7 separate regions of the Mus musculus genome follow, and all the other regions are linked to region 1. A link is a loop called in an ENCODE intact Hi-C map of the cell type or tissue named here. Cell type or tissue: left cerebral cortex. All regions are shown on one strand. Each heading gives the region's core, and the rest is flanking DNA. Links, peaks and the distances in the headings are about the cores only.

Evidence for each region. Peaks named below come from ENCODE experiments on the same cell type or tissue, not always from the same donor. Only the 100,000 strongest peaks of a DNase experiment are listed, where the experiment ranks them.
Region 2: it touches region 1 in a loop (2.1-fold over the local background); 2 of 42 quality-filtered maps call a loop at or near these places.
Region 3: a loop joins it to region 1, with 2.5 times the contacts of the local background. A loop is called at or near these places in 11 of 42 quality-filtered maps.
Region 4: a loop joins it to region 1, with 1.9 times the contacts of the local background. A loop is called at or near these places in 2 of 42 quality-filtered maps.
Region 5: a loop joins it to region 1, with 2.8 times the contacts of the local background. A loop is called at or near these places in 16 of 42 quality-filtered maps.
Region 6: it touches region 1 in a loop (2.1-fold over the local background); 3 of 42 quality-filtered maps call a loop at or near these places.
Region 7: a loop joins it to region 1, with 12 times the contacts of the local background. A loop is called at or near these places in 10 of 42 quality-filtered maps.

The regions. Positions count from the first base shown.
Region 1 is chr8:86,744,385-86,748,832 of GRCm38, reverse strand. Siah1a (siah E3 ubiquitin protein ligase 1A) reads left to right here and starts at 2,827. Exons shown (of 2, transcript NM_009172.2): 1 at 2,827-3,016. Gm10638 (predicted gene 10638) reads right to left here and starts at 3,134. Exons shown (of 1, transcript NR_027829.1): 1 at 1,773-3,134. In left cerebral cortex, for the core only: a CTCF peak has its summit at 2,681; DNase peaks (open chromatin) are centred at 2,705, 3,378 and 3,852; H3K4me3 peaks cover 2,429 bases; H3K27ac peaks cover 2,099 bases.
Region 2 is chr8:86,640,680-86,645,127 of GRCm38, reverse strand. It overlaps Lonp2 (lon peptidase 2, peroxisomal), which reads right to left. Exons shown (of 15, transcript NM_025827.3): 7 at 3,328-3,586. Among named protein-coding and RNA genes, the nearest start is that of Lonp2, 19 kb to the right of the region's middle. In left cerebral cortex, for the core only: a CTCF peak has its summit at 2,248; a DNase peak (open chromatin) is centred at 2,272.
Region 3 is chr8:86,900,965-86,905,412 of GRCm38, reverse strand. No RefSeq gene overlaps it. Among named protein-coding and RNA genes, the nearest start is that of N4bp1, 18 kb to the right of the region's middle. In left cerebral cortex, for the core only: a CTCF peak has its summit at 2,105 (motif pointing right); a DNase peak (open chromatin) is centred at 2,104.
Region 4 is chr8:86,660,111-86,664,558 of GRCm38, reverse strand. All of the region lies in intron 8 of Lonp2 (lon peptidase 2, peroxisomal), which reads right to left. Among named protein-coding and RNA genes, the nearest start is that of Gm22305, 9.0 kb to the left of the region's middle. In left cerebral cortex, for the core only: no CTCF peak of the experiment used is centred there; DNase peaks (open chromatin) are centred at 1,582 and 1,757.
Region 5 is chr8:86,894,741-86,899,188 of GRCm38, reverse strand. No RefSeq gene overlaps it. Among named protein-coding and RNA genes, the nearest start is that of N4bp1, 12 kb to the right of the region's middle. In left cerebral cortex, for the core only: no CTCF peak of the experiment used is centred there; no DNase peak of the experiment used is centred there.
Region 6 is chr8:86,842,605-86,847,052 of GRCm38, reverse strand. It overlaps N4bp1 (NEDD4 binding protein 1), which reads left to right. Exons shown (of 7, transcript NM_030563.2): 6 at 131-238; 7 at 2,012-4,448. The coding sequence ends at 2,366. Among named protein-coding and RNA genes, the nearest start is that of Gm33877, 6.8 kb to the left of the region's middle. In left cerebral cortex, for the core only: a CTCF peak has its summit at 2,915 (motif pointing right); DNase peaks (open chromatin) are centred at 955 and 2,937.
Region 7 is chr8:86,881,091-86,885,538 of GRCm38, reverse strand. N4bp1 (NEDD4 binding protein 1) reads left to right here and starts at 281. Exons shown (of 7, transcript NM_030563.2): 1 at 281-717. The coding sequence starts at 520. In left cerebral cortex, for the core only: no CTCF peak of the experiment used is centred there; DNase peaks (open chromatin) are centred at 190, 764, 1,301 and 2,161; H3K4me3 peaks cover 2,310 bases; H3K27ac peaks cover 1,494 bases.

The sequences.
Region 1 (4,448 bases), core at 211-4,210:
TATCTCTGCGGTAGAGGCCAGCCTGGTCTACAGAGTGAGTTTCAGGACAGCCAGGGCTGCACAAAGTAATCCTGTCTCAAAACAAAACAAAACAAAGCAAAACAACAAAGCTCTCAAAAGCCTGCATCTTGCTTCCTGCTGGGGCCTTAGAATGGCACAATTAGAGGACTGAAGTTGGGCTTATTTATTTATTTATTCTAGACAGTATCTTCCAATATAACCCAAAACGTCTTTGAACTTTTGGTGATCCACTTGTCCCAGTCTCCAAGCATGCCCCACCTGCCCTGTCTGGATTGGGTTTGGATCCTGACTCTGACACCTAGAACCCGGCTGCTTTTCATGAGCCTTCCTTGCTCTAGATCAAATGGAAACACTAATGGTAGTTATTTCATGGAGGTTTTTTTCTTTTTGTTTTTCAAGGCTGTCTTGGACTCACTGTAGAACACGTTGGCTTCGAACTCTCAGAGATCTGCCTGCTTCTGCCTCTAGAGTGCTGGAACTAAAGGCGTGCACCACCACGCCCGGTCAGTTTTTTGTTTGCTCATTTCATGGAATTTTTGCAGAGACTGATGAGGTAATGCGTGATTTGGCATTGAGGTGCTTAAAAGTAGCATTTGATCCTATTTTCAATTAACCATCCCAGATCAACTAAGATCCCTTCTCCATTTCCATGGCTGCCTCCTGGGTTAGGCTTTCATTTTGCCTGAACACAAGTGTTCTCCGGGGCTTTCTCCCTATCTGCTTTGTCCTTCCCTCCATCCGCATTCAGGCTTGTACATAGCATTCGTATTGACTTTGGGTTTTAAAGATTTCTTACCACTCTCACTTGAGATTGAGTCTTACACCACAGATTGCCTTTGCTTAGAAAACCTTTCCCTCTCCACAGGTAAAACTCTCACCCTTTAACCACAGCCCACTTCAAACTTCAAAGCCTCCGTGAATTCTTTTTTTGGTGTCAACAGGATGAGAAATATTGTCCCTTAGGAAAAGCACTAGAGTGCCTTGGTCCTCAAAGCATAGCTTTCTCTGAACTCCATAGGCCTCTAAGCACCCAGAGACCTCACACCCTCTCCTCCTCAGCTCACCCACTAAGAAAAAAACCAATAGTGGAGAAGTGGACAGTCACAGGTTATCTTCAGAATTGTTTTTCTACTTCCTTAATGTCTCTACCTTTTACAGCCTTCCCCCAATCTTGTTAATTGCTTCTTGTCTTTTGGTTTTGTGGTAGACACCTGTGTTCTCACACACTTGAGTTAGATATTTCATTAGTACCAGGCACTTGTTTTGGGAATTTTTTCTCTCACAGTGGTAGCAGTAAGTTTATATTTGTGTCTCCTGCTAGATAATACTTAAGTGCCTAGCTTAGTTTCTCAGGACTAGTTGATGATTAATATCCTCAGGACTAGTTGATGATTTAGTATTCTCAGGACTAGTTGATAATTATCATTTGTCCAACGAATATGAGAGTGAATGTATGACTTCCTACTTGGTAAGTTTCATGACAAAGCAGAGTTTATGATGGGTTATCTTAGACTCCCTATGTAAATCAAGTATTTTAAATGAACAAGAACACCACTAATATCGACAATCTTCATGAACCTACATAATGCAAGCTCCTTATCTGGCTGTTGAGCTTTGGGGACCAACAGATTTGTAGTATATGGTGCTTTTAACTTAATTAATTTACATTCTCAACTGTTTGGTTGTGCTAATGGTCTCAGAGGAAGGGCTACAGTGAGATACTAGATCGAGAATAGAAATATCAACACAAGCACAGATTACAAATACATTGAGGAAAGCTGAACATTCATTGAGAACAAATTTGAGTTCTGGAAGAGGGCGGAGTTTGTGCTGATGGAAGGCTGAGAGGAGACTTTTCTTCCTTTCTTGAAACCCCATAGAAAAAGTACTTTTCTCACAGCATTGCATTTCTACAGTTCTTCCCTGAAAATCTGCTCAGGATTTGTAAACGCCTTACATTCGGTTAACCTAGTCAGACAGAGGCATCCATGGAAAGACTAACGGGGACTCTGCGAGATGGCTCAGCAGAGGCCCTGCCACCAAGGCTGGCCACTTGCGCTCCACCCCCAGCACTCGCAACTCGTCCTCTGACCTCCACACAATCCCACACCCCAGAATCAAATCTAAAGGTTTCTACCCCTTCACTCGCAACTGGGGACTGAGTCTCAGCCCAGGCAACCACTCCTCACGAAAGCACCCGTAACCCTTGAGATGAGGTCTTCATTTATTTTGGATAAAAGGTCTCCCCGGGAAGTCCCAGAAAACTCTGTATAAACCAGACTGGCCCCAAACTTGTGAAGATCCTGCTTCTGCTTGCCTAGTGCACGGCTCCGTTTTTTAACCTAAAGCAGCAGGGTGGACAGTCCCCAACATCAGCTTCCCAGATGAGTGGGAAAGTGGACTTAAAGGCGTGCTTCTTACTGGCCAGCTTTCAACGAGCCTACCGGGAGGCGCGGCCCTCTTCTCCTCCAGGAGTGGGGTCGTGGAGGCCGCTACAGACCGCGGACCCGGAGAGAGGACGGCGCGAACCCAGTCAATCCCACAGTAACGGCCCGAGACAGCGCAGCCGCCTCGTGGGGATGCTCGGGACGCTGCTCCGGTAACCGAAGCGTCTCGACGCCAACCGCCACCGAGTGCGGGCAGCAGCCGCCAGCCGCTTCTGCGCGTGCGTGGCCGTGGGAAGCCCCGCCCAGCCGGGTTCGGTGCGCGCTCCCGCTCATGGCGGCCGCCGCAGTGTGTGGTACTTAGCGGGCGCGCGCGGCGAGCTCGAGAGCGCGCGGGGCGGCGGCGGCGGCGGCAGGGAAGCCGGGCTGCCGGGCGGGCGCGCTCTCGAGGGCGGCGGCCCAGGGTGTCCCGTCGGTCTCGGTGCCGGGAGAGGTGGAGGCGCGGCCCGCGGTGGCGGCGGTGACGGTGGCGGTGGCGGTGGCGGCGGCGGCAGCTGGCGACCGGGCGCGTTAGACGGGGCCGGGGTCCGCGGCGCGCTCTCCGCCCACAGGTAAGCGGGCGGCCTGGAGGGAGGAGCTGGCCGCGGCCCGGGGAGGGCCGGCGGGTCCCCTCGCGGAGCCGCGGCGCCTTTGTCTCGGCCTCTCCGGGCGGGCCCAGCCGACAGCGGCGGCTCCGGGAGGCGGAGGGCGGGCGGGCGCGCCGAGACTACGGCCCGCGCCCTCGCTCAGTCTTTGTTGTGTGGCCCGGTGTACGGCCAACATGGCGGAGGTCAGCCGCGCGCTTCGCGGGCCGCGGTCGGGCCTTGCCTCGGCGGCTCCGGGAGGGCGGCCTCCCCCGGACCCGCGCCTTTATTGTGCGGGGAAGAACGCAGCCTCCTCCCTTGTTTATGTCGCCACGAGCGAGCGCGCGGACGCCCGCCTGGGCAGCTCCAGCCTTTAAGCCTAAGCCTTGCTCCGCCCAGCTTCCTTTGCGGGATAGTTCGGGGTCCCTCCAAGCTCCCAGATGCAACTTAGTGTGTACGCCCTGGGCCGCTGCGGACCGTCTGTTCCTGGAAAGATACAGAATTTGTTTGCCCTGGCATAAGAGTTACATTTGTGCATTCGGTAAATGAGGCCATGTAGCTGATTTGTCAAAGTCATGGAAGCCCTGAACGTGGATGTAGGACAGGGATCTTACTGCTCTTTCTAGCGTTGAGCATTTACCATTTCTTGCTAGGCTATTGTCCAGGGTGAAATGTTAACTTGTAAAAGCGCTTGGAGCATGGGCTCCGAACTCTGCCCTCCTGCTTTGATTCCAATCCTGCCCCACGGGTTTGTGACCTTGGGCACGATTTTGGTGCTTCATTTTGCTAATCTGCAAAATGGGTCTGATGGAGAGTATTTGTCTCAAGCCTATTGAGAACCGATGAGATGGGAAATAGTTGATGTGCAGAGAGCTCTTAGTAAGTGCTAAGCTATTACAGTAAATGATTACTGCTAAAGGTCCTTGCCTCATAAAATTCGCTTAAGTTATTTTGGCATGGATGCGTTGGAAGTACATAGCCCAAAATGTTTGAAATCGGGTTATATAAAACCGGGTTAGTATTTGGGTTTTACTGTTTTAAGAAATGAAAGGGTTTAGAGGACAGAATGCTATGCTTTGTGAGATGATGGAATTTGGGGATTTGAGCGATAAGGGATGTGAATGCGTGGTGGAATTTGGAAAGTCACTGAAGTTTCCTTTAAGCAGGTTTAGTTTATGGATCAGTTCACTTTCAAGGACTTCAATTACCTAACTTGGAAAAGTAGGACAGTGACTCCCTTTAATTAGTGTTGTTACCTGTGGTGTCACCGTCTCCTTCAGAAGCTGCTGAAGAGCAAAGCCTGCTGTGACAAATGAGATGGCATAGTAACTGTCTCGGAGCGGAGCGCTCACGTGGTGGGAAATGTGTTTACCTTTGGGATAAGTTTGTGACTGGTGACTGACTGGTAGAGGAAGATTTT
Region 2 (4,448 bases), core at 207-4,206, 100 kb after region 1:
ACATCAATTGATCCATCGTTTTTATTCTATTTACATATTTATTTAGACAGGGTCTCATTATGTAGTTCTAGCTGTCCTGGAACTCACTTTGTAGACCAGGCCAGCCTCAAACTCACAGTAATCCGCCTGCCTCTGCCTCCTCAGCTCTGAGATTAAAGGCGTGCACCATCATGCTTGCCCCACTCTCTCCTTTTTATTCACTCTGAATGGTGATGCTCACATTTGGATTGAGTCTTTCTACAGAATTAACACAACCATGAAACTCCCTTGCACAAATACCCAGAGGCTTGTTTCCTATATGAGTTTAGATCTTGTCAAGTTAACAGTCAATATTAGACACCACGGTGGCTTACGATAAACCTCTTTTAGAAGGGTTATATGCAAAGGCAGGTGGTGAGGAGGATATGAGCACCAGAGTGTATCTACTGTACTTCAGTTAAAAAAAAAAAAAAGAACCTACTGACACATCTATTTTTGTTTTGTAGAGAAATAAATGGTTTATTTATAACTTTCCTATTTCAGTTACAGATGAAAATTTGTCAACAAAGAAGTCAGAGGATTTTCATCTCCTTTAAAATTGAGCCACTGATATCTTCCAACAACAGAACTTTATTATCTGTAAACGTAGGTAGCAAAATTATTTCAAAAAGTCAATATCAACAGTGATCTGAGATATATTGTAAGGATAAGTGTTATATTTAAACCAAAGAATAACTAATAAGAAACAGACTATGGGCTATGAGATAGCAAGACTGTTAAAGTGCTTGCTGGGCAAACAAGAAACCCTGAGTTCAGATCCCTAGAACCCATGTAATGCCAGATGATACAGTATTTGTCTGTCAGTTCAGCCTCAGAAAGTAGAGACAGATCACTGAAGCAAGCTAGCTAACGAAACTAGCAGAACCGGCAAGCTCTGCTTCAGGTTTGACAGAGATTCTGCCTCAGAGAATACGGTGGGAGGGAACTGAAAAAGACCTTTGACAACTGAAAGGAAAAGTATTGGCTCAGGACAGGGCAGGCAATCTGAGCCAAAGACAGATGACGGAGGACAAGGGAGAAGGGGATGGGAACAAGGGAGAGGGAGGAGGGATATTTGTTCTAGAGGACAAAGAACTGCCTCTGGATAGAGAGGAGACAGACATGGCACATAGGAAAATGATGGACTAAAAAGGTAAAAGGGGAAATCTCATATTAGGATGAGGTATTTCATTTTAATTGGACATGTTACTTAGGAGAGCCTAAGGGGGCTTTTGATTGCTAGACTTCAATACTTTCATAGCTGAACCTTGGAAATTAGCCTCACGAGGAGGAAGTGACCAAGTAAGGGAATAGACCTTGGTGGCTACCTTTAGGAATTTAATCTAATAGTTTTTAGCAAGGCTGAAGGAATGGGGGAAAGCCTGCCAGAGCCTGTCAGAGTGTCACGATCAAGCTGTCCAGAGTCCCTCAACAATCAACCTGGAGTATACACACATACATGCACATGTACACACATGCATATACAACACACACAGACATACATACACATAGAAAAAGAAAAACATCCAGATTTACATAAACACAATTTTATAAAATTCATCCCCTAGAATACTACTTCCTACTGGATTTCTGATAATTCATTTATTTAAACTCAAAAACTCAACAACAGGAATGGTGATTTTGTGACTTACAGGCAGAAAAACATGCTGAGATAAAAACTGCCTGAGTGAATTAACAGCTAAGTTTCACTTCATGCCTCCTTTAAGATGCAGAAAACAAAAGGCTCACCACTTTATTAGAGAACTGTAAAGCAAACCTTTCTTTCCCCTCTGTCTCCCTCCTACCTCTTCATTTTCCAACTACTAGAATACAGTCTTTGGTTGTTTTTAAAAGCCAGTCCCTGACTTACTGGCACCTTCCTGTTCTATAGACAGGTGCAGCTGGCAAATGGCGGGAAATCCATGCTTGGGAAAGTGGCGGCTAAGTGAGAGAGACAACACAAAGCAGCCACTTTTTCTTTTATTCTATCTGTTACTCCAGTTCAGACATTCTCATACATACAGACAAAACACCAATGCACATTAAAAACAAATTTAAAAAGGGAAATAATCCGAAATGACAGAGTCCAGATCAAGTCACTTGACTAGGGTAGGTCTCAGGAGTTTTGTCAAAATCAGATTTCAGCCCAAATTCTTTGTGGCTGGTCTGCAAATAAGGGTGTCTATTTCATTATGAAAGGGGACTACAGCCTCTAGTGGCACTCAGGAGAACAAGACAGTCTAGGCAACAACATGATCTGCAATTGCCAGGAGTGACCTAAATCAATCCCTCAGCCTGATGTGTTCCCTCATTCCTTGTTAGAATCTTTGCATGCTTTTTCAACGCGCATTCTTCACTTATGAACAAATAAAAGAGAATAGGCCTGCCTTTCTCTCTTGCTTGCTTGCTTTCTTGCTTGCCTGCTTTCTCTCTTTTTATTTAAAAACAGGGTCTTGTGTAGCACAGGGTGGTCTCAATCTCGGCATATAGCTATGGCTAGTCTGCTTCCACTTTCCAAGGGGTAGGATTATAGGCATGGGTCACCAGACCCAGAAAAGAACCATGTCTTGAAGAAGAGTTTTTCCCAGTTTCCCGTCATTACCTAAAGTCAGTGATCCCTGCTAGAAAGTCATTGGGAAAATGAATGAAAAACACCATATTCTTTCACTAGCAGCTCAGGGTTTCCGTGTTTCACACTCTCTGCATGCTAGGCTGTAACCCTGAGGTACACAGCAGCTTCCCCACACTTCTTACACATATACTCTAGGTGTGTGTTCTCACAGCCTGCAACTGCCACAGAGCCCTTTGGCCATATAGACCTAGGCTTCCCTAAAGCCTCTTCCAGTCAGGTCCACAGGGAGAACCACAAAACCAAACAGTGGAAAGGGAAACCATATCTGATTATAATAGTGTAGGTTGATCAAGTCTAACATACTTAGTCTATTTTTTTTTAAAACAGAAAGTGAGTGAACATGAAAGGGTGAGCTGTAATGGTTATGCTAAACTTTTCCATTAGTGCTGTCAGGTTTTCGTAAGAGAAAGACTACAGGCAGAATAAACTTACTCAAAGATTACTCACCTCCCCATATCTGCCCACAGAACTGCAATTATTCATTAAAACACTAAAAGAGTTATGGTTATTATTTAGGTAATGCTACTAGGTAAGTAGAAAGTCAACATAATATCCAATCACAAAGTAAGTTACAATTCCATAATTCCACTCAAGTAGGACCGTAGAAAGCCAAGGCACATACTAGTTAGTCCACTAAACAAATGTCAAAGTTAAAAGAGGCTGAAAGACTGTGTTACCTGTGCCCTCGAATGTCAGACTGGTCACACACACCCCCAAGTGCAATCCTGTGGAACTCCCGACCCAGAGTCTTGGCCACGGATCTCCCCACACTTGTTTTGCCTACTCCAGGCGGGCCAACAAAACAGAGGATTGGGCCCTTCAAGTTATTTTTCAGTTGTCTCACAGCCAAGTATTCCAAAACCCTCCTCTTCAGTTTTTCCATGGCATAATGGTCATTGTCCAGAAGAATCCGGGCTGCCCGAATGTCCAGGCGATCTGTCAAACAAGCCAATAGAAGTTATTTTAGCACTTGGAACTTGTAAGTAACAACACATTTGGATCACTCTATGTCTTCAAATGTATTATATTAACTAGGGACTTGGGTTTTTTGTTTGTTTTCCTTTTGTCAACTTGGCACAAGCTGAAGTCATCTAAGAGGAGGAACCCTCAACTGAGATGATGCTTTCATAAAATTGGACCATAGGCATGTCTGTGCTGCATTTTCTTGATTGATGTGGGAGACCCCGCTCCACCTCTCCTCAGCCAGTGGTCCCGAATGCTATAAGAAAGCAGGCTAAGCAAACTATAAGGAGCAAGTCAGTAGTAGCCCTCCTCCATGGCCTCTGCATCAATTCCTGACTTCCCTGGACTAACAGCTATAAAATAAATAAGCCCTTTCCTCCCCAAGCTGCGTTCAGTCATGAGCAATAGAAAAATAGCTAACATAGAATCCTTCATTTTGTTTGATTGTTCTATTTAAGATTTAGTGTCTCCAGAGACATCCACCCGTTAAAATCCCATTCTCAAATCACATCACTTGCAATGACTTTTTACATAAACATTATTTCTCTGGGGGATATAGTTTCTATATATTTTATTGTGCTGGAAGGTTTTCTTTGAAAAAGAAAGTGGGGTGGGTGGGTAATCAAGATGGCTCAGGGGATAAAAGCACTTGTTGCAACAAACCTGACAACCCAGAATCCACATAAATATGAAAGGAGGGAACCAACTCCACATAGTCATCTACTGACATCATTCTCCTCCCAGTAATGACAAAATTTGAAAGATTTAAAGAATATTTGTCTTATTTAGTAGTAGTATTATATATGCCCTACCCCCAATTCTTGACACTAATGAA
Region 3 (4,448 bases), core at 262-4,261, 160 kb before region 1:
TTTCCTCCCCAACTTGCTTCTTGGTCGTGATGTTTGTGCAGGAATAGAAACCCTAAGACAGACCTCTATCTCAAACAACAAGAGGAAACCCAGACGAAGTAACTAAAATAAGCCCTGAGGGTCCTAACACCATCCACTTCAGATAATGAAACACAAAAGCACTTAGTGGGGCATCTGGCACATGATAAGTGTTCAGACACTGTTGTGAGAACCACAGAGACAAATGATCTCCGCTTTAGGGATCTCCAGATCCAATGGGCGGGGAGGGAGAAAAGACTGATGGGTGGCTACGCCACTAGCAAACCCAGGGGGAGAGCTCCACCTGCCGCATAGCAAGAGGCAGACCCCACTGTAGCAGCAGCCAATTAGTGCACTCTACTCACCCCCGACTACCCGCCCCAATATTCTGGATTCCCAAGTAAAACGCACACACACACACACACACACACACACACACGCACACACACGTGCATGCACACACGTAGCCTAATATTTAATATGCCTTAAATAGCTCAGTGGATGGGCACATCCAAACATCCCAAGGGTAGCACACTCTCCCCTCTGATACTCCTGAGTCATTACTTACTAGAACCTATATTCCATCTTAGCTGCCCCAAGAAATTCTGTGTGCTTTAAGATTGTGAAAAGGCCCGAGGCCAGTCTTGTCTACATGGTGTCTCAAAATCAATAAAAAAATTTTTTTAAAGACAACTATCTGTGCAAGTAAAAGGGGGGACCTGGAGGGATGGCTCCGTGGTTAAGGACACTAGCTACTCTTACAAATGGCCTGGGCTGGGTTCCCAGCACATACCTGGTGGCTACAACCACCTGAACTCCAGTTTCTCCTATTCCTTGGAACACAGATGGGAGGGGGGAAGAGAAAGAGAGAAATCGTGCACTCCGAGAAGGTGAAGGGGAAGAGCAGGAAGAGAGGCGAGAGGAGAAGGAGACCAAGATGTCTGTTTTATATAGGAAAGAGCTTGGGGAGGGGGAGCCCAGCCCCTGCCCCTGGGCTGGAAAGTTCAGGGTTGGGGGCAGGGTTTGCCAGGAAGGGGCCCGAGGGATGCTAGGAGAACCTGGACCCGTGTAAAGCATACCAAAGTGTGGAGGGGAGGACAAGGGGAGGAGGGGGAAGGATGGAGGGTACTGAGGAGGACTGGGGAGGGGGAGAACAGAGGAAAGGGGACAAGAAAGGAGCCGGGCAAGAAGGGAAATACGAGGAGGGACAGGATGAGAAGAGGAGAGGGGGAAAGGTGGATAAGAAGGAGCAGTTTTGAAATCCGACTGACTTGGTTGGATCAAACACTATTCCCCTGTCTTTAGGAAAGTCAAGTGACATCCCTAAGCTTACACACACACACACACACACGCACACACGCACACACAGGCCCCTTAAGGACCTGCGATGAGCACTGAAGGAATATCCTTGTAAAGGAAAGGCAGACCCTAGACCAGAGAAAGCTCAGTTCAGCGCGCAGCGGCTTCCGGTGGAGCTTGGAAGCGGAGCTGCGGAAGGATGCTGCTAAGCAAGGTGATTCTTCAGGCCAAAGAGGCCCAGGTCCAATGGGTGCCGGTTAAAAATGCAGCCCAGGGCCCACTGTAAGCTAGAGTCTATTCAGTGAGGCCTATGGCTAGCTGGGCCACAGATGTCCTGCTCACAGGTCCACCAAGTCCGCAGTCACAAACACACAGGGAAGTTCTTCAAAAGTGGCCCCTGGGTCAAGGGGAAATCGCTGTTCAGAAGTGACTCTGATGACCTCTTTGCTTGAGGGAGCAAACCTCCAGATTAGATCTGTGGTGGAAGGAGGGGGGAGGGGATGTCTATGTAGACCAAAGGTGTCGAATCCCATGGATCCCTGGGTGCTGGGACTCAAACTCAGTTCCTCTGCAGTTCCTTAGTTACCGAGCCATCTCTCTAGTCCCCTACCTAGGCTAGCAGCTCTCCTCATACCGAGGGGAGCAGAGGGCACTAGCTTGGGTGTGGAGATGCTGGGGGTAAAGAAGGAGATGCTGGTGTGCAACAACTCACCAGATTTTCTCAGGTTTGGCTCAGAAGGTAGGCTTAGATTCTCCACGGATCAGAGCTGCATTGGCGCGATGCGACCAGCAGGTGGCGCCAAGGGCGTAGGCGATTCAAAGCAGAAGCGTTTCCTTCAGTTGCTAGTCAGTAACTGACAAGTTATGAGGTGCAAAAACCTCTGAGATGTTCTCTTTATCCTCTAGCTCCAAGTCTGAGCACCACATTGGCAGGAGGGAAAAAGAGGAAGAGAACTGAAATATCCTCCTTGAGGAAACTATCGGATAAACAGGAGTTTGTGCCTGTACTCTGAGGATTTCTGTAGGTTCAAAACCCCAACCCTAGCAACCTAGCGAGTTCCAGGCCAGCCTGGGCTACAGAAGAAAACCTTGTCTAAAACAAAAAAACAAACAAACAAAACACCCCCCATCCGACCCCACCCCCAAAAGAAACAGAAACGAGGGGCCTGGCTTGGTCTGACCCAACCAAAGACCCAACCAACTACGGGATAGGCAAAGCCAAGCCTTTTATTATGCAAAGGTTTTGTTTGACCAGTGCAGGGTGCAGAACCAACCCTTAAACTAAGTGTGGCTTTTTCAAAGGTTGCACAATTAGCCCAAGAGCTCATATCGCACAAGGTCGAGAATCACCAGCCGCGATGCTTGTTTCCACATTTAAGTCATTTATATCCATCCCTCTTCATGACTCTGGAAATAGCCACATGAACCCTGAACACCTAAGGTGTTCTTAGTCTTGTTGTTTTGTTCTGTTTTTTTTTTTTTAAGTTGAGTATAATTGCAAGGGAAACTGTTTCTTGCCATAATAACTCTTCTCAAAACAGAAAAGAACAAAAACTAAATGCACTGGAGTTACAATTTGTTTCAGTCTGTTTGCCATTGAATTAATTACCTGACATTATCAGTGATGTTGTTTCCACACTGTAGGGCAAAGAGGAGCTTAGCTCTTCCGTAAGAGGAATTTAGGAATTCTAAATAAAAAGAAGGCAGAAGTGATGAGGAGGAAGAGGAGGTGAGGCAGAGAGAGAGAGAGAGAGACATTCTTTCTATCCTATCCATTGCAAAACAAAAGGAATCTTGGTGGTGACCTGGCAGCTCCGAGCTCAGCCTTCCTGCCACATGTGAACGCTTCAGGAAACATCAGTTATTTTTACTAGGAAGCTCAAGGGGAAGGGCGGAGACCCAGCTTCCTGTGAGACTGCCTGACCCTGGTGTCTTAGGCCAAGTATTCTAGCAACTTGAGGAGCCGCGTTCCTTACCACCCCACCCCACCCCAGCTGGTTGATTGCCTCTTCCACAGGCTCCCACCTCTTCCCTTGCTGTAGTGGAGGTGACCTGTGGCAGGAGCAGGAACAAGACAATGGGAAGGGACAAGGAGGTGCTAGTGACCCTTTACTAAACCACCTCGGGAGCCTATGTGCTTGAGGAGCCCTGGCCAATCAAGGTTCGGCCTCGGGAAAGCACACTTCACTCCCATCTTGGTTTCTCAGACAAAGAGGGGTCCAATGAAATTCTGCAGCAAATCCTACTGCAGGCTCCTCACAGCCCCAGACCCGGTACTGCTGCCGGGAGATGCTTCAGAGCTTTACCTCAGCACCTAGTCTCTTTTAACAACAGTTGGGGTTTGTTACCTGTCTCCTATGACCCAGGGATAGAGAAGGACTGTAGAGTCCCTTATCCTACAGGTCACAGGTCTCAGTCCTAAGGAACCAAGGAACCTCTGTCTCCTCAGGTCCACAGGGAAGTCCTGAATAGCACAATATGCCGTGCCTGTTCTTACTGTCACTTCCTAGTTGTGAGGGTTCCAAGTGAGGTACTTCATTGCTATAAGCCTCTATTTCTTTGTCTGTAAGATGGGTACAACCCCACCTTCTAAAAGTTGTTGGGGCCATGTGAGCTCACTCAGATAAAGTTGAAACTGTACAACAGTATTCTGGGTACTAGCATATACTCCAGCCCCTACCCCAGGCAGCTCCTCTTATGCAGAGGTATCTAGGGGAAAAAAAAAACTTGTATGTCTGTGCTCAGGGAACAAATTTTATGCATCTTCTGTTCTAGTTTACTTTCTATTACTGTGATAAAGGCTATGACTAAAAGTAAATTGGGAGGCTGAAGAGATGGCTTAGGGGTTAAGAGCACTGTCTGCTTATTCAGAGGTCCTGAGTTCAATCCCCAGCAACCACATGGTGGCTCACACCATCTATAGTGTGATCTGATGCCTCTTCTGGCATGAGGTGTACATGCAAATAGAATACTCATACATTAAATAAATAAATAAATAAATAAATAAATAAATAAATCTAAAAGCAAATTGGGAAGGAAATTACTTATCTCACCTTAGAACCCTTAAAACCCCAGGTCCTACTCCATCACTGAGAAAAGTCAGGGCAGGAGCTGAAAGCAAACGGACGGTA
Region 4 (4,448 bases), core at 179-4,178, 84 kb after region 1:
TTGCTTCTGATTCCCCCATTAAAGTATAACTCATAAAAACAAAGCCACAGGGCTGGTGAGATGGCTCAGTGGTTAAGAGAACTGACTGCTCTTCCAGAGGTCCTGAGTTCAATTCCCAGCAACCACATGGTGGCTCACAACCACCTGTAATGGGATCTGATGCCCTCTTGTTATATCTGAAGAGAGTAGCAGTACACTCACATAAAATAAATAAATCTTTTTTTTTTTTTTTGGTTTTTGGTTTTTCGAGACAGGGTTTCTCTGTAGCCCTGGCTGTCCTGGAACTCACTCTGTAGACCAGGCTGGCCTTGAACTCAGATATCCACCTGCCTCTGCATCCCAAGTGCTGGGATTAAAGGCATGCACCACCACCGCCCGGCTAAAATAAATAAATCTTAAAAAGCAAAAACAAAGCTACCAGTTAATTTTAAGTCAAAGCCTTTACTTGCAACCTTGAACTTTAGAAACTAATTGTATCTCTCTAGATTACATTTCTCAGACGATCCTAGTCTCATATTTTCTAAGACTTAATTTTTAATATTGTAAAATCAATACAGTACTTTCACCTGTACAAGGAAAGGTCTACTAATGAAATGTTCTTGGTTAAGAAAAAAAAAAATCACACTGTCAGACTGTTCAGATGAAGTAATTCTTTCTCCGTAAAATGTAGACAGTGGGTGTGATGGTTAATATTGGTGTCAACCTGACTGGATCTGAAATCGACTAAAGGAAGCCTCTGCACGCCTGTGAGGGATTCTCTTGATCACACTAATGGGGATGGCACATACAGTGAGATTATTTGGACACAGAACTTTTATAGGAAGTAATTAAGGTTACAAGAGGTTAGGAGTGAGGTCCTCATGCCATCTAACTGGTGTCTTTTTTTTTTTTTTTTTTTTTAAATTTATTTATTATTATATCTAAGTACACTGTAGCTGTCTTCAGACACTCCAGAAGAGGGAGTCAGATTTCATTTCGGGTGGTTGTGAGCCACCATGTGGTTGCTGGGATTTGAACTCTGGACCTTCGGAAGAGCAGTTGGGTGCTCTTACCCACTGAGCCATCTCACCAGCCCCAACTGGTGTCTTTTTAAGAACAGGGTGTCCCTAGCTATCCATATGCACAGATGACAGACCTTCAAAAGCCACAGAGGCCCTAGGAGGAAACCTGACAACATCCGATTTTAGACTTCCAGCCTTCAAAGTTGTCAAGTTTTTAGAAGTCATCTGCACTAGTATTTTGTTGTGGTGGCCTTAATAGATGACCCATTCTTGTTTTGCATACAAGTAAAATGTTTACATATGTGTGCACATCTGTAAGGACATAATTTTACCATGTTTTATGAAGAGAACACATAGAAGCTATGGCACAAATATGAAAGGACTGAAAACATAATTCATAGACAAATGTCTGAAAAGAGTAGTTTGAAGATACATGCTATGTAAAGAAGAGATAAACCACAACAGAAGTGTCAAAAGCAAGCACTGAAGTCATCTGGGGTTTCTCCAAGGGGATGAAGCAGAGCCAGGAACTCCAAACTGCTGTGTCTTCACAAAGGCAGCAAGCCAGCCTGCTCACAACAAAGGCCAGACCCATCTCCTCAGATGTTCCCTTCCAATCTAGATCAAGCTGAGTGCTGCAGAGTCCAGGAAAACACTGGATTCCTGCAAATGGTTCAAGTGCTGTGGTATTTAATATTGTTTTAACCCCACCTCCCTTACCCAAATTGACAGAAACCCAGGAAACTGCCAGCTTTATAACTAGGAAAAATGTGAGAACCTGTAGCCTAACAACCCCCCATAGGGCAGAGCAGAATTAGAGCTCTCTAGCCTCGCCCCTGAAGAACTGCTGGTATTTAGCCCACATGGCATGTTCTTGGAACAGCTCTTCGACCTGAGAGAATACTTGTTCAATCAGTTCTACTCCAGCAACCAATGGCAACTGTTTAATGCTGCAGCTGCTTGCTACAGTAATACCAGTTGGGACTAACATGGCAACCAAAAAACCCTACAGAGGGTCCGGGATGTGGTCAGCGGCAAAAATCTGTACAGCACTCTCAAGGCTCTGAATTCCTCCCTGGCATCACACACACAAAACAAAATGAACAAAACATTAAAAGGAAAAACTTGGGAAATAAGATGTTCGTTGGTTGCTTTGTTTTTAAAGCTCTGTATTTATTACTGAGAATCCAGAAAGCCGTAAGACTGTGCCATATATGATCAGACAAGGCACTGTGACCCAGCTAAGACTCCCCTCCTTCTCATAGTGTCCTCCTTGCCCAGCATTTGTTAGTGAAATCTGACTTTACTTTCTAATGTGGTGGTATATAAACGTGTGTCTTCCAGTTGAAGGAGATACTCATACTATGTTTTTTCCCCCAAAGATACCACGGGGGAGAACACAAGGTCAGGTCCCAGAGCAAAAGGGATGGACCCTCAAGGAGGCATAGACTGGTTACAGGGCAAACAGGAGCCACAGAGGTTTGCCAGTAGCAATATTCCTTTGAGGAAGACAGTGGAGGATCAGTTGAGCTTGGTGACAGGCCATTCCTCCAGTACAGAAGTATCCTATGGATGGCATTATACAAACACTTGCATCTAGCTTCCTGTAGATTTGGCAGGATACTTAAGTTAGCTAAAGGATCTCAAAATACTAGCTTTTCCAAAATTTAAATATTTATAAAAATGGACTCTAACAAGCACCAAGTTTAAGAAATAGTTTAGGTACCTTCCAGTCGGCACCAGTGCTGGGACACCTTGGGCCCAAACTTGGTGGGCAGTCCCACAGTCTCCAGAGGATTCTCCACCCCACAGGCGCCCTAGAATGCCCAGGATCTTAGGATCACTGGTGAATGGAACACAACATCTGCTCCAACAGAACTGGGGGAGGTGGGGGGCAGAGGCTGCGGACAGCTGGAGCAGGGACCAGCCCGACCAGTGGCTCAGGTTACTTCTGGTCAGTGTTGGTATACCTTGGTTTCAAACTCAGCAGACAGCCCCACGGTACCCAGAGGAGGTACCATTTCCAGGCGCTCTAACATGCCCAGGATCTTAGGAGCCCAGCAGCTTGGTCACACCAGGATCTCAGGGTCTCAGAGGAAGCTTGACTGCCAAGAACTCTGACACACCCAGGATCTCAGCATCACAGGATCCCAAAGAAAACTGGACTATGAGAAGTTCTGACTCAACTGGGATTACAGGAAGGACAGGCTCCAATCAGATATATTGAGGGCAGAGAGCACTTAAGATAATCAGATGGCAGGAGGCAAGCATAAAAACAGAAGCAACAGAAATCAAGGTTACTTGGCATCATCAGAACCCAACTCTCCCACCATGGCAAGTCCTGGATACACCATCACACTAGAAGAGCAAGATATGGATCTAAAGTCACTTCTTATGATGATGATGGAGGACTATAAGGACATTAACTCCCTTAAAGAAATACAGGAGAACACATCTAAACAGGTGAAAGAATTGAACAAAACCATCCAGGATCTAAAAATGGAAGTAGAAACAGTAAAGAAATAGCAAAGGGAGACAACTCTGCAAAGAGAAAACCTAGGAAAGAAGTCAGGAGCCATAGATGCAAGCATAACAAACAGAATACAAGAGATGGAAGAGAGAATCTCAGGTGCATAAGATTCCATAGGAAACATGGACACAACAAGCAAAGAAAATTCGAAACACAAAAAGATACAAACCCAAAACATCCAGGAAATCCAGGACACAATGAAAAGACCAAACCTAAGGATAATAGGTATAGACAAGAACAAAGATTTCCAACTTAAAGGGCCAGTAAATATCTTCAACAAAATTATAGAAGAAAACTTCCCCAACCTGAAGAAAGAGATGCCCATGACCACACAAGAACCCTATAGAACTCCAAATAGTTTGGACCAGAAAAGAAATTCCTCCTGTAACATATTAATCAAAACAACAAATGCACAAAACAAATAAGAATATTAAAAGCGGGCTGGTGAGATGGCTCAGTGGGTAAGAGCACCCGACTGCTCTTCCGAAGGTCCAGAGTTCAAATCCCAGCAACCACATGGTGGCTTACAACCATCCTTAATGAGATCTGACTCCCTCTTCTGGAGTGGCTGAAGACAGCTACAATGTACTTACATATAATAAATAAATAAATCTTTAAAAAAAAAAAAGAATATTAAAAGCAGTAAGAGAAAAAGGTCAAGTAACATATAAAGGAAGATCTATCAGAATTATAGCTGACTTCTCCCCAGAGACTATGAAAGTCAGAAGATCCTGGGCAGATGCCATACAGACCCTAAGAGAGCACAATGCCAGCTCAGGCTACTATACCCAGTAAAACTCTCAATTACCATAGAAGGAGAAACCAAAGTATTCCATAACAAAACTAAATTTACACAATATCTTTCCACAAATCCAGGCCTTCAAAGGATAATAAAGGGAAAACTCCAGCACAAGGAG
Region 5 (4,448 bases), core at 149-4,148, 150 kb before region 1:
TCACTAAAATGGCTACATTTTTTATTCCTGCCAGGGTTGGTGACTGTCTCGTTCTATTGATGGGAGCCAGACTGTAAACCAAAGAAAAACAAAGAAAGTAACAAAGAAAGAAACAAAGGAAGAAACAAAGGAAGAAACAAAGGAAGAAACAAAGAAAGGTTTCTCATGGCTAGCACCTTCCAAACAAGAAGAGTGTCTACAAGGACACAGGCCCTTGCAGACCTATGATTTGGAGAAAACTTTATCAGTGACTGCGTCCACCCCCGGACAGCATCCAGGCATGCAGCTCTGGTCTCTGCCCACCTCTCAATACCCCTTGCTCTCCTTCCTCCCAGGCCCAGCTGCAGGTACAGACCTCTAGCTTCTCTTCAGACCCAGTGGAGCCATCAAAATCTTGCCTCCTCTGCCTCACAGTCCTCTCCAGATGTCCATCCTGTCTACCAGGAAGGTCCCTTTCCTGAACAAGAAAAGGGACCAGAAACAGGTGAGCACATAAAGTCAGACTTTACTAAATAACTGTAAATTTACAAGGAGCAGTGGCTTAAATGGCAGACACTTCCACCTACTTTAGTAATCCGTCTAAGTGAATGCTTAATTCCCAATATTAGCTTTCATTGCACACAGCACACAGCAAATACATCTATTTGTCTTTCTATGTGTTTATGTGGTTTGGAGAATGAATGAAAATTATACACACACACACACACACACACACACACACACACACACACACACGATCCCTAAAGTTGAGGATTCCCCACCCCCACCCCCACACCCAAAGTTCTCCTGGGGGCAATGGCAGAGTGTGGACTGCAGAATTCAACAGTTTCAGAAGTAAGCTGATAGAAACGCAAACAGAGTGTGTATTGATAGGCCAGCCAATGCAAACAAGCCAGAAGGAAGAAGCTGTTGCTGTGGATCCAGGCAGCAGGAGAAGCAGGCTTGGCAGTAAAGACAGCTTCAGCTGCAGGGACAAAGGGCATACCTGAGCTGCAGTAGGAACCCCAGCTCTGGGTCCAAATGACCAAGCAGGTAGTTGGTCAGGTGACAATTGCAGAAGGCCACAACAACAGTAGGGACCAAGCTAAGGTGAGGCCCCAGTGACAGTTTTCTGCCTGTCAGTCCTTGATGTACATCTGTTGTCAGATGACAGATTTGTGGGGCTGCTGTCGTCCTAACACTAGATACTGTACAGGGTTCGGGTGAGAGTTACACCGCCCTGGCTGGTGTCTGATAAGTTCACGGGCTTGGCTTCCCTAACGAGACTTGATTTGTGCCCATGTCCCCCTGCAATCTTAGCTCACCCTGATAACTGTAGAGGTGGTACCCTCTCTGCTCACAAGTCATTTATCAGTCTATGCTGTGTGAGTGGTGCCAGACAACACTGTTTGTGGGGCCGCCCTCAAAATGGAGTTAAAGGTTTACTTGTCAAATGGGCAAGGCCCAGCCTGAAAACTCACTGTTTGAACATAATATAAAATGAGTACACAGGGAGGAGGGAGGGTCCAGTGTGATCTCAGCAGTACTGACTGACTGAGCACTTCCTACTGTGAGAAGTAGCCTTTCTCTCAGGTCCCCATAGTTCCTGTGGGGGACAGCAGTTAGCAAGCCTTTAGTGGCCCCTCTCCTCTCCTGACACACCCTCCTCTCCTGGGAAGACTTAGATTTCTATGGGTGGGCTCCCCCCAAACGCTACTAAGTCACTTAGGATGGCAGACTTAGCCTCCTTCCTGTGGGAAACCAGCTTACCTGCACATAAAATCTATCCTCTGCTCATGGAAGGGGCATTCGACTTGCCCAGAAGGGCTCTGGGAAAAGAGGTAGGTGAAGGGTATGCATACGTGCCTGTCATTTCTCTCTCTGATTCACAAAGCCTCTAGTTACACCCTCTACCTTTACCAAGTAGATACCCGTCTGAGGATTGTACCAGTCTCTCAAAGTGTTATATATTTGGGTTAAGGATTTTTGGGTTTTGGTTTTTGGTTTTGGTTTTGTTTTGTCATTTTCAAGCCAAAGATCTTTAAGGATGCTGGCCACACACAGCAAGGATATGAGCTCGGAGAGTTATCGGCCCACCAGACTACAGAAGACCTTACTCTTCTGTAGGTTTACAAGGAAAAGAGCAGGGGGTGTCCTATACCATAAGGGAGCAGCAGGTTTAGCGTGTGACCTGTGCTACCCAGCATTCATAAAAGGAGTCACGGAGATGCTGGATAGGGGAGCAGGACCAGCTCACGTGTGACCAAACCACGTCGGACCTCGGTTGCCCATGTGGCTGGGTTTATTCCCTAACAGGTCTCGGTTTAAGGCTCCAACAGGAACACTGACTCGGGTTAACCTTTTGGATAAGAGATTTTAGAAGAGTTATTAACACCAGGAAAAGGCAGCCTGGCAGAGGAGATGAGGCCCATGAGGCAGCGTGCGACCTCCTCTTACAGGCTGCAGGAGAGGGTGCGGTTTCTGTGCCGTGAAGTTGATGAGTCCCTAGACCTGCTCGCAGTTAGACGGTCTCTGAATCCTGGGTGCCAAAGGTAAACACAGAGACAGAGGGAGGAATCAGTTAATGGTGACCTAAGGCCTTGCCTAGTGGCATACAAGTGTCTCTTTAGAATATATTCATTCTGCCAGCCATTCTGTTACGCTACTAGGGAGTGTTATCAACTTGAGTATTATCGCAGACCTAGTGAACATTACTATTTTATTCAATTAGTCGCCATGGATACTTGGTCAAAGTACTCTCTACTACAAGATGACCCAAGGGCTAATAAATTACTCTACCATACACCAAAAGAAAGCCTGAGCAACCATGTGGAAGGAGACCAAGACCCACAGTTGACAGCTCCCCCCTACCAAAACTCCCAACTAGAAGCCAGAACCAACTATCAGCCATCAGTACCAAGGCTTTGGCTCAAGACTCTTTCACTCTGGGCTCTTACACTCTTTGCCTCTCCTGTGTGTGCGTGTTCGTGTGAGTGTACATGTGCGTGTTCACATGCGTGTGCGTGTGTATGTGTTGGGGTTTTCTCCAATAGGTGAGTGACCTTCTTTGTAGCCTGTATATGTCTTTATCTCTTATACTCTTTCCTTGCTTAATTTCTTTGGTCAATAAAAGTTCTGTGTTTCATCTTTGAAAACATAATCCTTTAAAGCAGAGAAGAGAAGCTGTCTTTTTTTTTTTTTTGGTTTTTTGAGACAGGGTTTCTCTGTATAGCCCTGGCTATCCTGGACCTCACTTTGTAGACCAGGCTGGCCTCGGACTCAGAAATCCACCTGCCTCTGCCTCCCGAGTGCTGGGATTAAAAGCGTGCGCCACCACGCCCGGCGAGAAGCTGTCTTATTTACTGTTCTGTTACTGTGAAGAGAAACCATGATCAAGGCAACTCTGATGAAGGGTTTAGTCCTGTGTCATGATGGTGGGAAGCATGGTTGCATGCAGGCAGGTGCTGGAGCCGTAGCTAAGAGATGCATCCTGCTCCATAGGGAGACAGAGAGAACCTAGGCCTGGCATGGGCTTTTGAAACATCAAAGTTTACCCTCAGTGACACACTTCCTCCAACAAGGCCACGCCTCCTAACCCTGCTAACCCTTTCAAATAGTGCCACTCCCCAGTGACTAAGCATTTGAGCCTAGGGAGAACATTCTTACTCAAACCACCACAGACATCTAGTTTCTTAGGGCCCATCGTTTTAATAGTTTGATAGTCAGAAGAGGGGCACAGATGTCTCTTTAGAATATATTCATTTCTTCCAGGATGCTTACAATTAATTAGAGGTGATGCATCATGCATCGTGTGTGTGTGTGTGTGTGTGTGTGTGTGTGTGTGTGTGTGTGTTTCTATGCCTGTTCGTGTCTTTCTCTATGTCTGAGGATGCTGAAGAAAGATTCTCAGTTATCACTAGCTTGATCCCAGCAATGTCTCTTTCCTTGAACTAACTCTATAGGCCAGAAAAATCCCAACTAGGGAAAATTCCAACATCAGGAAATGTTGCTAAAATTCCTTCCTGGGGTAGATCCATTTAATGTCTCGTAACAGACCAAGGAACAATACCAGCACAATTCACTCAGGGCAAACAATGACTTTATTAGGCTGTTTTACAGGAGCAGTGGATGGAGAGTCACAGGCAGAAGCATAGGTGACCTCACCACAACCACACTGGAAGGTCTGCACCCAGCAAGGACGATGGCTTCCCCACAGCTACATAGAGGGAGTCTCCTCCCCTCATGCGGCCCTTTGTATATATTCTAGGCCCTTCCAGATATACTGAGGCCACATCCAGTTTAAGCAGAAGTGCATATTACTTACTGAGAGGGATGGTTGGATACTCAGGGGAGAGTCCCATTAACATTCCTGCCCCCTCCTAAAAAGGAAGGTCAAACAGCCAACAAGCCAGGCAGTGATGACCATTGGCAAACGTTCTTAGTTGGACTCCTGAAGATAGCGATGCTTT
Region 6 (4,448 bases), core at 449-4,448, 98 kb before region 1:
AGGTCAGTTAGCAGTCATCACTCTTAGACTGATCATTGCCCCAAGATGGGGAGGCTACTTTAAGACATGTCCCATTTCCTACACTAGTGGAGGGTACCATTTGTCAGCACTGTGACCTTCTATGTTGTAGACTGCTTCAGTACACGTTCGTGGGGGACATATTTATGGTTCCTGATGACCCTCTGGGAAGAAACGGACCTCGGCTAGAAGAATTTCTTCGAAAGGAGGCCTTTCTTAGGTATTTATTTGCCTTCCCTGTATGTCAAGGTTTATTATTTCAATCGAATGTTACACTTCAGAGCAGATACTGTCCTTAATAACTAGAAATGCCATATTTTTTAAAGCCTTAATTAGATTCATGATATGTGACCAATGTGGAACCCAATCAAGCAGACACTCCAAGGTTAATCTTCAGTATGTGCTTTTCAGTTTTCTTTTGCCTGCCTGCCTGTTTTAGACCATTTCTGTGTCAGCTGAACTTGAACTCTGATCCTTCTGCTTCTGCCTCCTGAGTCCTGGGGCTCCAGGCCTGCCCTGTGTGAGGCTCCTTCTCATTTTAGTCTAAGACAACACAGATTTTCTTGAAGGTCTCTGAGTAGCAGATTTTCATGTTGGTGATAGCTTCGGTCGGTGCTGTCTGATTGCTTTTGTGGGATGCTTTTCTGTGAACTTGGTGGAGTTGAGTGTGCAGTGCTGGGATGTGAACTCATGTTCTGCTCAGAAATCACTGCTAGACAGCAGACAGCTATAGTTCACCATCACTGAATGGAGAAGCCTGTCTTGCGTATTTGTCTGTCACTGCCTGACAAGTGAAGGTTCTATATTCCTGTGTGCAGAATTCTCGGGCGACCTTGTTAACCACAGCTTCTTTCATGCTAACTAGTGGCAGATCTTTTCTCTGCTTTAAAACCAAAATAACCTGTATTTCTGTGGATCCTCTAGCAGATTTTTGCATAGAGTTGGGCTGGGTGCCTAAAAGGAGAAGGCACACACTCTCCCAGCTTGCAAGGCTGCTAGTCTGTTGTTTGTGCCTTTGGGGGACCATCTAGTGGAACTTGATGGTGCACGGACGTGGGTTGATTTTCATAGAAGGAGAAATAGTGGATAGTCTATCATGGAGACCATCATATGTTCAGTTTCCTAATGTGATCATTTCTCCCTGAGCCTTTGGGTTTTATCACAGTTGAGGTGTTAAGCCCAGACAGGGTCATCGGCCCACACTGAGGAGATAACAGCCTGCCGTGCTCTCACTCCCTTCCCCTCTACTCCATGTCTTATATTGGAAATCCTCATTGCATTTTAGACCTCACGTCCTGTGTTTAAGGCTCTGTGTGGGCCCCATACTGAGCCAAGGCCCAGGTCAAGCTAGAGGCGCATTCTTGGCTGCCTCTTCACTCCTGCAGTAGCCTGGTGAGAGGATCAGCCCTTCTGGTCATTTTCAGTCCCATCTATTGTCGTTTTCAAAGTGCTTGGTGGCCAGTCGCCATCACTCCTTCATGAGGGGATGCCATTAAAGTTAATGTAGCTTTTGTAGGCTGTTGAGCTTCTGGAATTGACAGCACTGTTTGTCCCAGCTCTCAGCTGCAGCTAGACTCGATGGGAGTTGATGAGCAGGACAGATGTCCCCTGTATGCACATATTACGCCATGTGCATGTGCATTGAGAGCTCGTTGAAGACAGGAAGTCCATGAGCCTGTTGGACTTATCTCTGTGCCCAGGGAGAGGTGCCTCTCCTCAGCTCTGTAAGCTGGCCCTGCATACAACCCAACGAGTGTGACCAGCCCTAAGACAAAAGACTGGTAAGGCATTGTCAAATCCAGGGATGCTCGATCCCTTATGGTTCTGGAAATGGTACCAGATGCCCTATAGGCCACTCTTAGGGGGCTGATTTCACCACCCCATAGCTTTCTCCTCAGGCCTTCAGAAACCATGGAACTAGCATCTAGGCCTTCAGTGTTAGCCATAGGCGCTTTGAAAGGGTTTCTTACTGTCCCTCTCACTTCATCCACAGACACATGCAGCCGCTACTCAATGCCCTGCCAAGTGTGGGCACATTTGACCCTGGCTTCCGGAGTCCCAGCACGCAGGTAGCCAACAACAGCCACCAGCCTCCACCCCGGATCCAGACCTCTTCAAGCCCTTGGCTTCCCCAGCAGTCCCACTTCACAGCTCTGGCCACCCTTCCCAGTATGCAGCAGAACCCACCCCTGCCAGCACAGAGATCTTCTGCAGAGACCAGCGAGCTGAGGGAGGCGCTGCTAAAGATCTTCCCTGACTCTGAGCAAAAGCTGAAGATCGACCAGATCCTGGCAGCTCATCCGTACATGAAAGACCTGAATGCCCTGTCGGCCCTGGTGTTGGACTGACGGCTGGGCTGGAGCCCACTGATGCTGGGGAACTGCCAACCGTGGGATGGACCATAACGTGAAGAAGCCTTCCCGGAAAGCATTGCTGTGTTGTATAGAAAAAGGAGGGAAATGTTTTATGTATACAAAAGTCTGGGGTTTCAAAGCCAGCTTTTTTCTATATATAAATTATGCTGCTATTACAGACTTAACGTTTTCTGTAAAAGGAAAGTACTCTTTCTGCCTGTTCAGAACTGTTTAATAGCAGTTACTCTTGAGTGTATTTACAGTTTTATGTTTTTTAAACTATTTTCCTTAAAGCTGAAGAAAAAATGACAAATAAATATGGTTAGCCTTTCTAAATAAAATTTTAAAAAAAAATTAAGAAAAAAAAAGGAGTTGCTTCCTTAAGGAAAGCAAGACTTCTTAAAGTCTATTTTCTTGAGGTAATTTGTCCTGTTCACTAAACATGGCGTGTGCTCCCCTGCCTTCATCCCTAGAGTGGGCCTGCTCTGCTCTTGTGGGGCCTTCTCAGCGAGCCATTATGAGAGTGAAGAAGTGGAGCCACTAGATGGCATCTGACACCCGGGCTGTCACCAGTGGCCAGACAAAGTCAGACTGAGGAGCAGGTGGGAAGTCTTAGAGGACGTACAGCCCCAGCATGCTCCCTGACTGGCGTAGCTCCGTAGTGCACTCACCAGCCATGGCCGCCATGCTCCCACCCTGGCTCCACAGCTACCTTAGCCTCAGAAGACAAGGTAGGCACTGAAGCCTCTGGTGAGGAGACCCCCCCCCCCCCATGTGGCGTTTGTACAGCTTTGCCAAAAAGTTTTCTATTCTCAAGGATGACCCAAGCCAATAAATAGCATTAGTCCTTTCAGAAGGGCCTCAAAGCCCCTGCATTTCCCTTCTTTTGTCTACTTAGAGGTTTCTTAGCAGCAATTCCTGAGTCTTTCAGAACCAGTTATCTCAGTATTGTCTCTTCTCGGTGTAGCTTGAAGTCTGTGTCTGTGAACCCCCTCCTGGTCATTCTTAGTGTCTTGGCTCTCACCTGGACCTTCAAAGGGCTTTGTGTTCTCCATCCATGCAGTCTCCAGGCCCTTGTGGTTAAATTCACTGCCCTGTGGATTGTTGTTCTCCCGGTCCCGCAGGTAACCGTGGACTTGGTGCTGGTTTGTTATCCGTAGTGCAGGGACTGTGTAGATCACAGAATGCTGCCACCATGCCGTGTCTTGGTTCATTTGGTCCCTGCACCCATCAGGAGATGAACAGAGCCTTCTAGGTGGCCATACTTACGTGATCTCTCCTGAATTTGTTGATGATCCAGCCTGCTGGGAAGCTGTTTGTCATCTGTCCCTAGGGGGTTTCAGACCTGCAGGCTGTGTGAGTACAGAACAGAGACTTCTGGCCAGCCCCAGGAGTTGACCCACCACAGTCCCCCACCCAGTGCCTCAGCTTGGGAGCACAGCAAAGGTGCCAAGGTGGAGCTGTCTCCAGGGCTTCCTGGTGTGGTCAATCCCAGCCCAGCACTGCTGGGAACCAGGAGAGCCGGGAGTACTCCATAGCTGCCTCAGCCTGATGCTGGCCTGAGGAGCACAGGCTCTCAAAGGCCCTTCGGCTAGCCTGATCTTTGAGTTGTGTGCCTCTGTGTTCTTAGTATTGTTTCTGAGAGATACCTGCCCATTTCCCCTTGCCCCATATAGGAGGGAGGAAAAAGCTGGAGGAAACCAAAAGGCATTAATTACTTTGTAGATTATAATGTGAAATATAATTCTAGATTCTTTGTGAAATCTGTCACATTTAGGTATAACATTTACAGCCCAGTTATCCAGCCACTGAAGAAAGCTCACAACTTGCTTCTTTGCCTCATCCAAAGCTCTGTTGCTGCTAGGTGCTTGTAGATGCTTGACCTCCATCCCTCCAGTGCCTCCTCAGTGAACTTGGGAGCGTCTTGGAATTCCTCCCTGTGTGGAGTGCCTCTGCCTCCTGTGTATCCTGGCATTTGGTTGAGGCGGCCAGTGCAGCTAAGGCTGATACCTTTGGTCATTGGACAAGGTGTCGTGTGTGTGTGTGTGTGTGTGTGTGTGTGTGTGTGTGTGTGTG
Region 7 (4,448 bases), core at 1-4,000, 140 kb before region 1:
TTTTTTCTGAAGTAAGTAAAAAGGGGAAAGGAAGGAAGTAAAAAGAAGGAAAAGAATCACCATTTGCCTATCAATGTAAAATCCTTCTACTAGATGCCCAAAGGCATCAGGCCCTTATCAAATATGGCCGCCCAGGCCTCGCCTGCCGACGCTTGCCCACGGTCAACATGGTGACAGCGTGTGGCGTCGACTTCCGTTGCCCTCAGCCTACCAACGCACCCTTCGCGACGGGGCGGCGAGTTTCCACAACGGCGGCGGGCTGAGCGCATGCGTGGCGGCTGTGGCGGCGGCGGCGGCGGCCGTGGCGGGGCAGCGGGGCAGCGGGGCAGCGGGGTGGCGGGGAGTCTCTGCCCGCAGTTGCTAAGCTGCGGCGGCCGTGTCGTGATGGTGTAGCGGGGCCTGCGGGCGGGCGAGGAGGCCGGCACGGCCCACGCCTCCTGAGCGGCTCGGTGCAGCGGCGGCACGCTGAGGGGGCGTCGCCGCCGCTGGCCCCCGGCGCCCCGGGAGGCCGCGCCCGCCATGGCGGCCCGGGTGGTGCTGGATGAGTTCACGGCGCCCGCGGAGAAGGCGGCGCTGCTGGAGCGGAGCCGCGGGCGCATCGAGGCTCTGTTCGGGGTGGGCTTGGCCGTGCTCGGCGCCCTCGGGGCGGAGGAGCCGCTGCCCGCGCGTATCTGGCTGCAACTCCGCGGCGCGCAGGAGGCGGTGCACAGCGCCAAGGTGAGTCCGGCCTGGCTCGCACGGGCCGCGCGCGGGGCGCTCGGAGCGGGTCCGTCCTGGGAGCCTCGGGGTCCCTGTTTGTAAAGGGCGCTGCGAAAGCATCTCCCTGACTGGTCCCTCGCGAAGTGCGCAGAACGCAGAGCCATCAGGCCCCGGAGCACGCGCGCTGAGCGGGCTCGCGCTCCCTCCGTCCGCTGGTCCCTTGGATGTGCGCAAGGCTCGATGCTCCTGGTTGGTCTTCACCCTCCAGGCCGCCACTCCAGGGCTTCTAAACCCTTTGGGAATCTTAGGCCTGAACCTCTAGGAAATCAGGAAGGGAACGCATGTAATGACCAGACGCTTCAGAGGTAGAATATTTGGTAGCTGCGTTAAAAATATTATTCCTGTAGTGTTGGTGTTCTACGATTAAATGATGGTTGTTACACTTCTGACATTCCGCCGAGTACCACAAAAGGAATACGCAGGCTTTAAAAATCCGGCGAATACGTTTTGATAGGGCTTGTTCCTTCTATTAAATGAACAACTGGAGAAACTGAAACTAAGCGGTGACTCACCTTGTGTATAATCAGTATTTCAGATTCAGCACCGCCATCAGCCCCTCCCCCTTGTCAGAAAACAGCAAAATTTGACCGCGGAGGCGCTTATGCCTCTAAAATCTCATTGAGTCAGTGAAATAGCCAGGTTAGTCGACAGGTTGCCAGGAGAACGGGCAATTTAATTGCTTCTATGCAAGAGAGTCCTCCAAGCCGTGGGTGGGAGAAGGCTGAAGGTGTATTGTATAGCATCTTAAGCTCCCGGGGAGGAGTAGGAAGTTGAGGAATAAGGTATTGTTTCCTCTTTGGTGTTTCGAGGGTCAGATCTGGGAACTTAGGAGAATGCCCCTCTCTGCCCCTCTTGGTTTGAAGTCACCAATGTCTTAAAGCCCCCTGTTTGGAGCTTCCTGAACATCTTCTACCCACCTTTTCCCAAACTCTTCCACCTATCAGGCACCAGAATTTGTTTCTAGAAACCACATGGGCGATGTTTTGTTTTTGTTTTTTTAAAGATTTATTTATTTATGTATGTGAGTACACTGTAGCTGTCTTCAGACACACCAGATGAAGTTGTCAGATGCCTTTATAGATGGTTGTGAGCCACCATATGGGTGCTGGGAATTGAACTCAGGATCTCTGGAAGAGCAGTCAGTGCTTTAAACCGCTGAGCCATCTCTCCAGCCCCAGCGATGCTTGTTAAACAGTTCAGCTCTGGGGAGACTTTCTTTTTCTATCCTACATCACAAATTTCACATTACTCTTTAAGAGGTTGTAGCTCCAGGTGTCGATTTAATTTAAAAAAAGAAATGTTTACCATGTGTAGGCTGTAAGGTGCTTATTTGTGTGATTCTTGACAGTGTGGGGGTTGAACCTGTTGGTGTTGGACCAAGTTGGTTCCCCTGTGCTTAGCTCCTTGCGCCGCCCACTCTCTTACTACCCAGAGCTAAAACATGCCTGAGGCTTGTCACTTTTAAGTGTCCACCAGGCACTCACCCCTCTCCTCTCCCTGGCCTTCGCCTTGGTTAAGACCTTTGCTTCTGCTGGAGTCCCTTCCAGCTTGGCTGCTTCTCATTCCCTGCCTCTGGGCTCCTGGTTCACTCTCTATTCAAAGTCAGCCTTCTTCAAAAACTCCTTCTTGCACCCTGGAACCTGGTAGGGACTTCCTGTCAGTCTGAACTCTCGGAACTGTGTGAGACAAGCTTGCTGTGGTGACTGGCTGGCCTTGGATCACTGGTCCTTCTGCCCCTAGGTTACAGGCATCTTGTTTATAATGGCTCTGGTAGCCGCTCTCTTAGACTTTCACAGCAGGCTACTCTCTCCTGTCCTGGCTGTGTTTTGGACCCTTCCTGCTGCCGCTTTTTTTGAGGACACCCCAGAGGTGGAAGATGCTTCCCTCGGTTTACAGGAAAGCCATGCCTCCACCAGTCCTTCCACCCCGGTTCTCTCTGTCTGTCAGTGCCACAAAGCTTGACACAGCTGATGGGAAGGGTGTGACGTATGGTGTATTGGTAATAGTAATGTCACCTGCCAGCTTATCTTAATCTTAACATGTATTACTCATAATGTAACCTTCCCGCCTAAAAGAAATCCCTTTTCCTTTCCCTTGAGATTTATGGTAGGAGTTGACTGCAACACTCACCGGCAGTTTGTTTTACTTTTTACTTTTTACTTTTTTTTTTTTTTTTTTTTTTTTGAGGAAAAGAAAACTATTAACTTGGTGTAAGTAGAAATGTCACTGAAGGGAAAATACAGCAAAGAAAAGTTTAGCCAGGTGGTCATGGTGGAACTTACCATAGTCCCAGAACTCTGGAGGCCAAGGCATGAAGGTGGTGGTGTGAGGCCAGCCTAGGCGACACAGAGGAACCCAGCCTCACAAGCCAAAGTTTTTCTTCTTGGAAGTGCAGGGGACCAAGGCCAGAGCCTTGTACCTGCTAGGTAGACGCTTCTGTGGAGCTGCACCCCCAGCCCGGCACATGTTGCGCTTGCCTCTTTAACCTCTCATAAAATAAGGGAACGAGGGCCCAGCTCAGTGGTAGAGTGCTTTGAAACTTCAATCCTGGTGCCAAAAAAGAAAACGGGAGTGTGTGCTGCTGCTGGTGGGGTAACTGCCCTGGCTCTCAGAATCCAGTTTTCTGTTACAGCTGTGAGAATGGCCTGTGAATCAGCCAAGCCTCCAGTAATCAGAGGGAGGCAGTGGGAGCTACTGTGAGAGCGATAATGCCTGCGGAGGTTGGAGAGAGGCACCGACCGCCCAGTGTTATGTGCTGGAGGAGGCAGTGCAGTAGGTGGACTTTGAAAAGCCTGGAAGACTTCTAGGTACCTCATTACTAAGTAGAGGCCAGAAAACCGTGTCTGAGGAGGGATATCAAGACCAGAACATGTCAAGGTCCCTTGTGAGATACAATGGTTGGGAAACATGCTGGCTTGACTCAAGACCTTGGATAGTCGGGAGGGAGTATTTAGGGTTCGGCCAGGGGAAAAATTGTTTGAAACTCCTGAATGGGTAATTTGAAGGCAGAGAGAGAGCCAGTAGTGAAGGAATGCTTTGTCTTAAGGCTGGGTTTGACATATGGGGTGGGCTTGGACCTGAGTGGAAGTGGCGATTTAAGGTAGTTTAAACCTGGAGGGTGTGGTTCGTAGTCTGTGATCTGTTGGTGGAGCTGCCAGGCAGGCAACTTTTACAAATTGTATTTATTTTTTAAAGGGAAAGACTTGCTGTGTCTTGGCTGCCTCTGCTCCTCAGTGCTGGGAGGTATGGACGTGGACCGTGGTCAGCTAGTGGTCAGCAACTAAGGAAAAGCTTACCCAAGAGGGCGTCAGTATGTGGTTGTTCCCTTAACCTCAAGGTTCCTATAACTTAGTAGAGAGACTTCCAAGGAAACAGGACAGTGTGATTCATGCAGCAGTTGCTGTGCGTCCAAAGCATCGCAGTAATGAGAAAGAGGAAAGGCTTCTAATCAGCGAGGTTCTAAGGGGTGAAGGAAAGGGGCATTTCCAAGGGAGGGAGAGCCTGCGCAGAACCACGGGTGTGTGGAGCCTGCCGCTTCCTGCAGTTCCTTGGCTGAAAGAGAGCATGGAGGAATCTTGAGAGGTGGAGAGGGTGTCTGGGGCCTGTGGGGGAGGGGTAGGAAATTTAGAACGTGAGTGATACAGTACAGATACTGTGAGCTGTGTCCATATGATTTGATTTTACTCGAG